Linked DNA regions of Homo sapiens: region 2 is linked to region 1. The links are chromatin loops, found by intact Hi-C in ENCODE. Cell type or tissue: Caco-2. All regions are shown on one strand. Region 1 overlaps XIAP (X-linked inhibitor of apoptosis). Region 2 has its middle 47 kb from the start of THOC2.

Region 1 (2,500 bases):
GTTTTTTTTAAGACTAGTCAAGTGCAGAGTGAGAAGGGGGGAAAGAGTAGAACAAGGAGTTTGATCAGCCTTGGTTTCTTTGAATCTTGATTTTTGTCATCCAGTTTATTGTGCTGATTCAACAAAGGGCCTTGAAGCTAATGTTGGAATGTTTTCAGACATATAGGAAATGATAATTCATCAAAAGTCATGGAGACTATATTCCAAAAGTTTTATGCAGATATAACTCAGCTGTTGAGGTATATGAGTTAATACCACTATAAATTGACATGGCCAGGAAAGACTGAAGTCCATTGCCAGCTTGCTTTGTGTTGAACATTACTCCAAAAGAGATTAAATTTTAAGGCATATTGTGTCAACATAAAGGCAAAAGAGCTGGCTAATTCTTCTCAAGAAATCAATTAATGGCAGGGCGCGGTGGCTCACGCCTGTAATCCCAGCATTTTGGAAGGCCGAGGCGGGCAGATCACCTGAGGTCAGGAGTTCAAGACCAGCCTGACCAACCTGGAGAAACCCCGTCTCTACTAAAAAATACAAAATTAGCCGGGCATGGTGGCGCATGCCTGTAATCCCAGCTACTTGAGAGGCTGAGGCAGGATAATTGCTTGAACCTGGGAGGCGGAGGTCGCATGAACCAGTATCACACCATTGCACTCCAGCCTGGGCAGCAAGAGCAAAACTCCATCTCAAAAAAAAAAAAAATCAATTAATGCACGCATAATATAGAGACAGAGTCATTGTTACCATTCTCTTATTTTGCCTTTGACAAGTTTATATTGAGCATGTTATCAGGCAATGTGGGAGATTCTGGAGAACCAGGTTTGCCTCATAACTAGGGTTACCATATACTCTAGTTTGCCTGGGGCAACCCTGATTTATGCCTGTTGTCCCAGTGTGATTATTACTAGTGTAATTTTTCACTTTGAGAAGTGTCCAGGTTTGGAGGATAAATTATCTTTCTAATAATTGATACCCTTCTCATAACCTAACGGGTTCCTTTTAGTATTTTATCTGGGTTAAAATTACCAGCTGTAATTTGGCAGCTCTAATAAGACTGCAGCAATACTTATCTTCCATTTGAACAGATTGTTACTTGACCAAGGGAAGTTAATAGCAAAAGTAACTGCAGGGCACATGTATGTCATGGGCAAAAAAAAAAAAGTAACAGCAATTAAGGTTTGCAGGTACTTAGAATTTTTCCTGAGCCACCCTCTAGAGGGCAGTGTTACATATATATCTGTAATTATCCAGTTACAACAAAAAAAGGGCTCTCATTCATGCATGAAAATCAGAAATATTTCATACTCTTAAAGAACACATTGGAACCAATATTATGATTAAAACATATTTTGCTAAGCAAAGAGATATTAAAAATTAATTCATTAACATTCTGAACATTTTTTAACTTGTAAAAACAACTTTGATGCCTTGAATATATAATGATTCATTATAACAATTATGCATAGATTTTAATAATCTGCATATTTTATGCTTTCATGTTTTTCCTAATTAATGATTTGACATGGTTAATAATTATAATATATTCTGCATCACAGTTTACATATTTATGTAAAATAAGCATTTAAAAATTATTAGTTTTATTCTGCCTGCTTAAATATTACTTTCCTCAAAAAGAGAAAACAAAAATGCTAGATTTTACTTTATGACTTGAATGATGTGGTAATGTCGAACTCTAGTATTTAGAATTAGAATGTTTCTTAGCGGTCGTGTAGTTATTTTTATGTCATAAGTGGATAATTTGTTAGCTCCTATAACAAAAGTCTGTTGCTTGTGTTTCACATTTTGGATTTCCTAATATAATGTTCTCTTTTTAGAAAAGGTGGACAAGTCCTATTTTCAAGAGAAGATGACTTTTAACAGTTTTGAAGGATCTAAAACTTGTGTACCTGCAGACATCAATAAGGAAGAAGAATTTGTAGAAGAGTTTAATAGATTAAAAACTTTTGCTAATTTTCCAAGTGGTAGTCCTGTTTCAGCATCAACACTGGCACGAGCAGGGTTTCTTTATACTGGTGAAGGAGATACCGTGCGGTGCTTTAGTTGTCATGCAGCTGTAGATAGATGGCAATATGGAGACTCAGCAGTTGGAAGACACAGGAAAGTATCCCCAAATTGCAGATTTATCAACGGCTTTTATCTTGAAAATAGTGCCACGCAGTCTACAAATTCTGGTATCCAGAATGGTCAGTACAAAGTTGAAAACTATCTGGGAAGCAGAGATCATTTTGCCTTAGACAGGCCATCTGAGACACATGCAGACTATCTTTTGAGAACTGGGCAGGTTGTAGATATATCAGACACCATATACCCGAGGAACCCTGCCATGTATAGTGAAGAAGCTAGATTAAAGTCCTTTCAGAACTGGCCAGACTATGCTCACCTAACCCCAAGAGAGTTAGCAAGTGCTGGACTCTACTACACAGGTATTGGTGACCAAGTGCAGTGCTTTTGTTGTGGTGGAAAACTGAAAAATTGGGAA
Region 2 (2,500 bases), 100 kb before region 1:
GAGTAGCTGGGACTACAGGCGCCCACCACCACACCCAGCTAATTTTTTTTGTATTTTTAGTAGAGACGGGGGTTTCACCATGTTAGCCAGGATGGTCTCGATCTCCTGACCTTGTGATCCAAAAAGTACTGTGCAGTTTTAAAATCAGAATGGTGATAAATATATAAATTAATTTGGGAATAATTACTACTTTTGCAAAATTCAATCCTTTGCTGTCCCTCTAGATTAATTTTAGTCTCTTTTTTTTTTTTTTTTTTTTTTGAGACAGAGTCTTGCTCTGTCGCCCAGGCTGGAGTTGGAGTGCAGTGGCGTGATCTCGGCTCACTGCAAGCTATGCCTCCCGGGTTCACGCCATTCTCCTGGCTCTCAGCCTCCCGAGTAGCTGGGACTACAGGCGCCCGCCATCATGTCTGGCTAATTTTTTTTTCTTTTTTTTTTTTTTTGTATTTTTTAGTAGAGACGGGGTTTCACCGTGTTAGCCAGGATGGTCTCGATCTCCTGACCTCATGATCCGCCCGCCTCGGCCTCCCAAAGTGCTGGGATTACAGGCGAGAGCCACCGCGCCCGGCCTAGTCTCCTTTATATAGGTGTTACACAATTTCTTCATTAATATCGTATTTATGAGTCACCTATAATGTGCAAGGCACTGTTTGTTCTTGTATGCTGGACATACAAGAATATGTCCCTGTTTTCATGAAGTTTACAATCTAGCTGGGGAGGGAGACAACATTTTTAAAAACAAGTAGCCGAGTGCGGTAGCTCACGCCTATAATCCTTGCACTTTGGGAGGCTGAGGCGGACGGATCATGAGGCTAGGAGTTTGAGACCAGCCTGACCAACATGGTGAAACCCCCTCTCTACTAAAAATACAAAAATTAGCCAGGCGTGGTGGTGCATGCCTGTAGTCCCAGCTACTCAGGAGGCTGAGGCGGGAGAATCGCTTGAACCCAGGAGGCAGAGGTTGCAGTGAGCCAAGATCGCACCACTGCACTCCAGCCTGAGCGACAGAATGAGAATCTGTCTCAAAATAAAACAAAATAAAATAAAATAAAATATGACAATTGGTGACAAGTGTTATAAGGAAAATAAACCTGGGTAAGAGCATAAAGAATAAAAGGAAAGGAATGCTATTTTACATAGGCTGATCAGGGAAGGCCTTTCTGATAGGTAACACTTCAGCAAAAACTTAAAGGAGGTGAATGAATCAGCCATGAGGATATCAAGGTAAAGAGCATTGCAGGCAGTAAGTACAAAGTCCTGAGGCTCAAGCATAACTGGCTTGTTTGAGGAACAGCAGGAAGCTAGTGTGACTGAAGTACAGGTGATAAGATCTGAGTGGTAACCAGGGATCAGGTTATATAAGTCCCTGTAGGTCATGGGAACGATTTTGGATTTTATTCTGAGTGGGTTTAAAAGACACTGGGAGGTTTTAAACTAAGAAGTGACATGTCTGATTTATTCTTTTAAAGGATCAGTCACTTTTATGAGGAGAATAGAATGGCAAAGGTGGAAGCTGGGAACTCAGTTAAATCCAGGAGATAGATGATGGTAGCTTGGGCCAGGGTGGTGGTGAGGGTAATTTGTGCTCAGAACAGAAAGAAGTGAGCCAGGGCCTCTTCCCTCCAGAGGCATTTACCAAGCAAAAGGTGTTCCTTAAGTGAGAGGGACACATGAGACAATGAGTTAGTGACCTGCAGCCACCAGGAAAGTAGACCCTGGACTCTGGATATCTCTCTCTCTGTGTGTGTGTGTCTCTGTCTCTGTCTCTCTCTCTCTCTCTCTCACACACACACACACACACACACACACTCTCTCTCTCTCTCTCTCTCTCTCTCTCTCAACTAGGATTCTGTTGTAGTCTTTGCTCCAGGGGTCATTTGCCCAGCCCAGGAAACAACTGATAGGCAAGCAGTGCTTTGGGGTGGACACTGGGAACTGAAGAAAGCAGCTGAAGCTGTCCACCAGCCAAAGGGGACTCCTAGTGCAAATTACACTCTTGTGCAGAGAGAACTCAAAGGACTACACTCTGGAATATGGAAACAAAAAATTCCTCAAGCTTTGTTTCCAGACCACTAATGCTTTCAGGTGAGTCATGACTAAGGCAAGCTTAGAGAGAGGCCAGAAACCCAGAGAGGTTAGCATAGCATGCAGGGATAGCTTTTAACCTTAAGGTGTTTGACCATTCCAAAGAGGTATGTGAGAAGCTGAGCTGCTCATTTGTTGGTTTATGGGGCTGGGGGACAAAAGGTGGAATCTAAGGTGTACTGTTCCCTGCTTTGGGTTTGGAAACTAGATAGCTACACCCTAGTAGTAAGGACGAACCAGAAGTAAATTAGCCTTCATGACCTCTATAGATCAGATTTATCATTTGAATGGCCCACAAAATACCAAGATTTAAACTTGGAATAAGGTAATCCCGTACTCTTCCCATACTATTAGTGCCCCAGGCACTTGGTAAGGAACAAAAAAATCCTTTCTGGGAAAAGATAATATTATTCCA

The links. Peaks named below come from ENCODE experiments on the same cell type or tissue, not always from the same donor. Only the 100,000 strongest peaks of a DNase experiment are listed, where the experiment ranks them.
Region 2: it touches region 1 in a loop (2.3-fold over the local background); 2 of 110 quality-filtered maps call a loop at or near these places.

Annotation. Positions count from the first base shown.
Region 1 is chrX:123,883,796-123,886,295 of GRCh38, forward strand. It overlaps XIAP (X-linked inhibitor of apoptosis), which reads left to right. Exons shown (of 7, transcript NM_001167.4): 2 at 1,836-2,500. The coding sequence starts at 1,868. Among named protein-coding and RNA genes, the nearest start is that of XIAP, 25 kb to the left of the region's middle. In Caco-2, a CTCF peak has its summit at 1,237 (motif pointing right); no DNase peak of the experiment used is centred here.
Region 2 is chrX:123,778,802-123,781,301 of GRCh38, forward strand. No RefSeq gene overlaps it. Among named protein-coding and RNA genes, the nearest start is that of THOC2, 47 kb to the left of the region's middle. In Caco-2, no CTCF peak of the experiment used is centred here; DNase peaks (open chromatin) are centred at 1,280, 1,870 and 2,150.